Linked DNA regions of Homo sapiens: region 1 is linked to region 2. Evidence: read pairs that join two places in POLR2A ChIA-PET (ENCODE). Cell type or tissue: OCI-LY7. All regions are shown on one strand.

What was found. ChIA-PET counts read pairs that join two places held together with the same protein. Peaks named below come from ENCODE experiments on the same cell type or tissue, not always from the same donor. Only the 100,000 strongest peaks of a DNase experiment are listed, where the experiment ranks them.
Region 1: POLR2A ChIA-PET joins it to region 2 with 18 read pairs; 4 of 35 experiments call an interaction of 5 or more read pairs at or near these places.

What each region holds. Positions count from the first base shown.
Region 1 is chr7:144,400,867-144,404,866 of GRCh38, forward strand. NOBOX (NOBOX oogenesis homeobox) reads right to left here and starts at 2,827. Exons shown (of 8, transcript NM_001436401.1): 1 at 2,791-2,827; 2 at 180-731. The coding sequence starts at 2,827. In OCI-LY7, no CTCF peak of the experiment used is centred here; no DNase peak of the experiment used is centred here.
Region 2 is chr7:144,462,522-144,466,521 of GRCh38, forward strand. All of the region lies in intron 8 of TPK1 (thiamin pyrophosphokinase 1), which reads right to left. Among named protein-coding and RNA genes, the nearest start is that of NOBOX, 61 kb to the left of the region's middle. In OCI-LY7, no CTCF peak of the experiment used is centred here; no DNase peak of the experiment used is centred here.

The DNA.
Region 1 (4,000 bases), 62 kb before region 2:
ACCTTCCCTCTGAGGGTCAGAGATAGTTGCACTACCGCGGCCCAAGAGAGAATCCGGGACGAAGTGACATACAAACTAACCCCATCCCTCAGGTCTCCTGGGGGTAGATTCTTCACACAGCCCCACCTTTCCCCAGGATGACCCCAGATCTCTTCGGTTTCCTCTCTTTAGGGACTTACCTGAGCGGTATAGGGTTCGTGTCTTTTTCCTAATTTGGCAGGTCACTTCCGGGGGCCCCTGCTTGTGGTCTCTGTTTTGGTTGCTCTGCGCCAATGTACTGAGGAGATTGGCCAGGTGGCAGGGCCCCCGGCCTGACCCACAGGGCACTGGGTTGTGTGTGGCACGGGCTGAGTTAGGGGCACCCGGAGATGATGTTGGGGCCAGACCCATGGCATTAGGCTTTTTCTGCTTCCCGGGGGCTGGAGAATAGGACCTCTTTCCTATCTTCACCTCTCCCACTGGGAGGGAACAATCTTCCCCCTGAGTCTGGGGCCTGGAGCGGGCTAGAGTTCTGTCTTTGTGGGGAGCCCTGGAGCGGGGGGGCGGGCACAGTCTCCCAGCATCAGCCCCGGTGGCTTCTCCAGAGACTGCTGGCGGCTTCTTCTCTCCTGAGATGGTGCAGGAGGGTGGCAGTTCCTCACTCTGAGTGTCCTGAGCATGAGGGGCTGAGCCCCGGAGCAGTTCCTCCTCCCCGGGTCCTGCAGCCAGGGGCTTCTCTCCAGCTTTCTGGCCTGTGGGGAGCCAACATCCACTGACCTTAGCACCAGGGAGAAGGAAGAACTGGACCAAGAGGAAGTGCTGCTTCCTGCTTTGCAAACGGTTTGATCTTAAGCTTTAATTTGTCTACCTATCAAATGGGGTAATAATTCCACACTTACCTTCCTAGCTTGACTATTGTGAGGATTAAATCAGATAACCCAACTTCTTTGAAAAATGTAGACAAATTTATGCAATTCTGAGACGGCGTTAGCTCATGGTATCTCCTAATTTGGGGGTACTCACCCCTTGTGAGTTCCCTTTTCCCAGACACCAGGGGTATGAGTTTGAGGGACTGTTCAGGTATCTCTAAGGGATCATGTTGGGGCTGCGGATGGACCAGGAAGACAAAGAGAAACAGATTGACAGAGATTCTGCTTCTCCCAAGGCGGGATGCTGTTTCTGCTGCACAACAGGCATTATTGCTTGGAGAAGGGACAAGAAAGGATTCGATTGTCTCCAGCAGCCGAGGCAAGAGCATCAAAAGAGATAACAGGGAGAACCATGGAACTCTGTCTCTGCCAACTCTCCTCAGCTCCATACATGCCCCCCCGCCCGCACCCCCCACCCCACTACCATCCAGCACATCCACTTCCTCCCCCTCCCTGCAAAGCAGGATCTCACTCTCTGGTAAACCTCTCTTTCGAGTAAGGAAACTGGGACCCAGCTAGAACTAAAAACCCTACCACTCATCCCTAAAGCTTGCCTTCCTTTCTGTGAGCTGACTGATGCATTGGGAGCTTATCATGTTCCAGGCATGGCGCTAAGCACCTTTCAAAGATTAGCACAGTGCATATTTAATCTCTGCAAGAACGGCACTGCTAATATTCCCTTCTAACAGATGAAGAAATGAGGATGAGACAGCAGAGTAATATGTCCAAGATCACACAGCACCCTGAGCACGTACTCTGTGTACTTAATCACCACATGGAGTCCTTCCTGGGGCCATCAAATGATCCCCCCACTTTCACCTCCCAACTGACTCATAACTCCAAGAACCCTCAGCTCAGGGAGCTGCTTTATCATTTCCAACTAAATTGGAACATTTGTAATGAATGCTAAGTAACGACTAAGAGCTACTGTTACTTTAATGAAAATTGCATGAGATAGGTCTTAAGGAATAACATTTTTTTTTTTTTTTTTTTTTTTTTTGAGATGGAGTCTCGCTCCGTCGCCCAGGCTGCAGTGACATGGTGCAATTCTGGCTCACTGCAACCTTGGCCCCCTGGGTTCAAGCGATTCTCGTGCCTCTGCCTCCCAAGTAGCTGGGATTACAGGTGTGTGCCACCACACCCAGCTAATTTTTGTATTTTTAGTAGAGATGGGGTTTTGCCATGTTGGCCAGGCTGGTCTCCAACTCCTGACCTCAGGTGGTCCACCAGCCTCGCCCTCCCAACGTGCTGGGATTACAGACTTGAGCCACTGCGCCTGACCCTAGGAATGACTTTGTAACAGAGTGTCAAGGAAAAAGGTCATGGTCAAGGGTGCTGTTCCAAGTCCTTTCCTAGGACACAGGCTGGACCCGACTTGCATGAGAGGGTCTGGGCTGGTGAAGAGGGTGAGCAGGCCTCTATGGAGTGAAGGGACAAAGCTGGCTGGTGGTGTGGGGAAGCAGGGACAAATTTGTTTTACAGCATTTTAGGAGAGCTTGTACTGTAGCAAAAAGCCTGGTACCCAGCACTGTGGGTGCTCCGTAAGCACGTGTCCTATGGGAGTGATGTGCGCTAGTAAGAAGGGGACGGGTGTCAGACCTAAGACTAGAAGGGTCCTGGGGCTCCCAGGGTTCTCTCCCCTGCGCGCTGGGAGACTGGAGGCGGGCAGGGGGCGCGGGGGAGCGGGGAGGGGGGTTGCAATCCCAAAGCACAGGGGGCAGTGAGGTCGGCCTCCTCCCACCCTACCCCACCCGACTCCACCCGGCCCTCGGCCTACTGAAGCTCTTAGGTCGGCTAACGCTGACCTGGTGATCACAGGCCTCCCCCCCTCCCCGAACCCCCAAAGCCTGACCCCCTCGCACGACGGGGTCTCCACACTCACCCAGCGGTCCCTGGCAGGGATTCTCTGTGGGTTCCATGGCCTGGACTCCCGCCGCCGCGGCCGGCCCGTGATGCACAGGCGCGGCCTAATGAAGCCTCGCCGGGCGGGCAGGTGTGCAGCCCGCACGGGCCGGGCCGGGCCGGGGGAGCCGTAGCCCGAGGCTGCGCCCCCTCACCCCCACCCCCACCCCCAGGGCGAGGCCGGCCCGGGAGGCTCGGCTGGGGCAGCTGCGAGGGCGGGGAGGACCCGGGCCTGGGCGCCGCCTGCTCCGCTCCCCCCAGCCAGGAGCCCAGGCCCAGGTGCGGGTCTCCTTCAGGCGGCCCCTCCCGTGGCGGGGCTGGAGGGCGAGGCTGGGGTGGGAGGCGGGAGCGAGGCTACCCGGTGGTCTTCGGGGGGCTGGGCCCAGCCGTGGGGCTCACCCACACCCTATGGAGGACTCAGTCCTGGATCGTGGCTAAAGCCCTTCCCTGTGGACTGTGGAAGGCGATTTCTAGAGCCACTCCTCAAAGGGGAAGCGCTGGGTTGCCCAACTCCCATGCTAGGGCCCCTCCAAGCCTCAGTATTAAGGAGCTTCAAAGTCCCCTTCCTGATTTTGTTTGTTTTTGTTTTTGAGACGGAGTCTTGCTCTGTCGCCCAGGCTGGAGTGCAGTGGGGGATCTCGGCTCACTGCAACCTCTGCCTCCCGGGTTCAAGCGATTCTCCTGCCTCAGCCTCGCGAGTAGCTGGGACTACAGGCGCCCGCCACCACGCCCGGCTAATTTTTTGTATTTTTAGTAGAGACGGGGTTTCACCACGTTGGCTAGGCTGGGCTAGAACTCCTGACTTCAAGTTATCTGCCCGCCTGGGCTTCCCAAACTGCTGGAATTACAGGCGTGAGCCACAGCGCTCGCCCCCCGTACTGATTTGAGGGTCTCCAGAGCACAAAGGCTGCACCGGATGATGAAGAAGGAGCTGAAAGAGCCACAGACTCCGTAGATCCGGTACAGTCCACACACAGGAAATTCAGGTACAGCCAGGGGCGGCCCTGCCAGGGACGGTGTGGTTACTGTGTTTCCATCCATTTGGTGTTTCGATTTTATTCTCTGAGAATGGAAGGGACTTTCTTGGGGGAGATCTCACAGGGGTGCAGCCTTATGATTCCTGGTTCACGGAATGTTTCTTACTATCTTTATACAAACAAAATCAGAATTTAAAAATTCTTGCCTCTTCT
Region 2 (4,000 bases):
AATGTCCAAGGAAGGGCTATTATAATTCTATTTGAAACTGGCTGCATTTATCTTCTTCTCTCTCAGAAGTCACATTTCCCTTGCCCTTGGATGAGGACTGGAATGCATTAGAAGGCTTCTGATGTTCAATTATTCTTCCTTCTCCACATTTTCTGTGTTATGACTCGGCCTGTTGATCGAAAAACAATTAGGCCAGGAAAATGCTGCTGCTTGGAGGAATCAAAACTAATTATGCCAGTTAGAAAATGTTTACAAAGATCATCAGTTTCAAACATTTAGCCCTTTCTAAAATAAACAAAATCGTTATTTTTATTTGTTAAAGAGAATTCCCTAATGTATTATGTCATCAGCATGTTCTACTCATAAAAGGCCCCATGTTCCAGTTAAAGAGCCAATCAGAGCTGCTTTAAGAAAAAAGAAAAGCTTACTGGGCTTATAAAATAAGAACCACAGTCCAAATCCACAAAATGTGACCTTTTTGCATTAATTATTAGTGGTAAAGTGAATGAACTGTGTAGAACTCTGTGAAAATTTTCAGTGTGGAAAATCAGTATCAGATTTAAACGTTTGTTCAAAGAGAAAGGCTGTCCACAGGCTGTTCTGAACTGATTTATTTTGCTCTGTTGCCTTCAAATCCTGTGTCTTGGTGTTGCCTCCTGTGGACACTGGCCTGCCCCAAAACCATCCCACAGGGGTGAGAATTATGACCTGCAGATGCCAAAGATGACTGAGTCGCAGCCATCCTAATCTCTTGCTGCCCGGCTGTAGAGCAAGGCAAGTCATTTTGTACTGCTGGGCCTCAGTGCCATCCCTGAAAACAGAGAGTTGATCTTTTCACTGTAATATTTTATGACTTTTGTTAAAAGTCCCTCAGGTGACCTCAGCATCCATTTGTAAAATGCCAATAATACTTGTCCCCAGTTACCTCTAATACTGCTATCGTGAAGATGAATGAGTTAATGTCTGTGAAGAGCTTTGACTTCTCCAGAAAAGTGTTGAAAATGTGTTGTATTATTATCATCATTTCATCTGCACTGAGGAAGCTTTAAAGTGGCATTTGCTTCTATCCTTCAAATGTCAACAGAGATTATTACAGGTACATCAAACAAACAGAAATGTCATAGAAAAGTGAAAAAAGAGAGGAACATGTGCAGTAGCATGGTATGATTACTTAACATCAATCTCAAACCTGCAGGTGGTATTTATACAAATAAGCTAAAGAGACATAATCCAGGCCCTTTTAGAATTTACCAGTCAAGAGGGTCTCTGTGAATCTGCTGTGATTCTGGGGGCTGCCGGATTTGCAAATCGTTCACTGCTCAATTGAACTCTTTTAAATTTAATTCGGCTGAAGTTTTTCTTTTATCAGATGGTGTCAGAAGTGGGATCCAAAATGGAGCTTCTAGCATCCCCCAGCAGTGCTGAGTGAATATGCAAGGTACCTGCAGGACCCACTTGTGTCCACTCATCTCTTAGAGCTGCTGGGGATCATGGGTAAGCTCCTTCTTGGATTTCGGAGCTCCGCTGATCTCTCACAGCCACTGGGGATCATGGGTAAGCTCCCTCTTGGATTTCCGAGCTCCACTGATCTCTCACAGCCACTGGGGATCATGGTTAAGCTCCCTCTTGGATTTCCCAGCTCCACAGATTTGTGTTTTGAGCTCTCTGAGTTTCTTTGAGCAAATTTCTGATCCAAACTGGGTTTGGAGTTGTGACAGAAACTGGACTGGGTACAGGAATGGATTTGATCTGGGAATTAACTGGCTTGGATCCAGTTAGAAGCCTCTTACATCTGACTGGGTCAGAAAGGAACTGGTAGTAAGCAGTAATATTGCAGGAGTTATAAAATTTGGCTTTTGAAAAATCAGATTTTTGTGTTATACCCCTTTGTTTCATTTTTCTTACACTTGGGTAGGAAAAAAAAATCACTGGCTAAGTTAATCAAGAGAAGCTGAGCGTAAGGCCAATATTTTAGGTAAAAATGGGATCCTTAGTTTCTGGAAAACTGAGTTCTTTCTGGCTTACACTTCAGGCCTGGGAGGCAGCGAAGTCTTACAGAAACAGCAAAATGTTACTAAAGATAACACAGTGGAATGTTCCGAATGAACAACAATGCATTTGAAGTACATTTTTAAAATGAGGGCTCTAAGTAAAGTCCCTTTTGTCTAAGAATGGGTTTGGCACTACAGCATGTCAACTGCTATTCTCTTTGGAATAATCTGCCTTGCACTCTTTGCTGACAACTGTGGGTGACAGGATTAGGCATGTACAGGATCGTGGGACATGGGGAGCTTTTTCCTCCCTAAAAGGGGAAACTTGAGAGATGATGGGCCTGCTGGAAAAGATCCCTTCGCTACCTAGAAGCAGCCGCCTGAACTTTTTTTTCAGTGTCGCTGCAATGGGTGGGTCTTTCTCTGGCCTCCCAGATCATTTCACCTTCCCCACCCTGCCTCAGGCAATGCTTTTCTCTTTCTCCTTTCTCTTTCTTATCTTTTCTATTACTCAGGGCAACCATCTTGCCCAGAGACCACAGGTTGAAACTCCTGGTTGGAGGTTGGATTAATGATGATGGAGCCCAACCAGGTGCAAATTTGAGCCTTGCCAGTTTGATACTGGGTGCTAATCAGAGCAGCTAATGTCTATGTTTTTGTCACATGTATTTTACTCTGGCCAGAACAGAAAAAGATAATTTTCTTTTCTGATGTGGCTTTGCCCCAGCGCGATGGTGTGGCAAGCTCAGTCATGGAGGCCGCTCAGGCAAAGAGAACCCAGAAGCCTGGCATGCCGGCAAAAGGGTAAGAATTTCTTACCAGTCAGACTTCTGGCTTCTCTCTTTCTGTGCAAATGGTTGACTGAATGGTAAAAATCACTGTTTATCTCCATCTTGTTTTATGTCCTTGGGAGCTTGACCTTGTTACCACGTGGCAGTACTTTCTCTTGGTCTCCTCCTTCCAGGGAACAGGAATTTTAGGGTTTATGTCATAATTAGCTCTAAAAATTATCTTGAGTAGTTAAAAGCCTGTGTAAGCTCACAATTAACTATTCTAGATGCTTTCTGGGAAGAACAGTGAAGACTGCCCTATGCTGTAGCTCAGTTGCTAAGGCTTTGCCCTTTCTTACTGGTGGTCTGGTTTCGATTCCCTGCTTGTGAAATAAAAGCCTTTTCATTTAATTTCTGCATGACCTTGTCTAGTCTCTTCTCCTTCATGTACTATCTTAAATTTTCCTTTCGCTGAGCACCTGGGAGGTTACCTTTGGTAAAGTTCAAAAGCCGGAAATATCGGAGTGAAGGTTAGGTACTATTAGAAGTCAATTTTCCATTTATTTGTGCTTGGGAAGATCTAGTCAAATTAACCAGATGACTGAATCCTTGAATTTACAGAAAGCCCTTGAAGTTCTGAAAGATTTGCCATGTAAATCCCTCTAAGATTCTGGCTCAATCTTGATCAATTCAGCCAGACCAACTGGTCCACTCAGGCCACCTCTTGCTGGTGAAATTCCCGCTCCTCTCACAAAGGCATCTTCCCTGCTGCCTGTGTCCCTACGCGGTGCCCTGCTTTCCTCTTTGGCTCCACTGCCCACTCGAGATTCCCTGTTACAGTGAGTACCTGCCACTCTAGCTCCTCCAGATCTCCTGCCACCCTCCTGCACCAGCCCCTCCCCGACCCCTGCTTTACCCTACGAGGGCCACCGGCATGACTTGACCTCTGCTCCTTTAATAATAGATGGTTCTTTCTTATATCTCAGCCTGAAACTGTGACAGTCCCGAAAATGAAATCTCAGTGGTCATGGTGGCTTTTCATTGTCTTGTGGAAAAATATTTACAACACAGAAATAGGGGATGAGTGTTTACCATCAAGCAGAATCCATTCAATCATATGGCTGTTTTTAGAATAGAATTTCATTTAGTGAGAGTCTGACCGCTGCCTTTTGGGGAAAACATCATTTGATTTAAGTTCAGATGGTCTAATATTAACAGATATGATTTGTTATAGCAAAG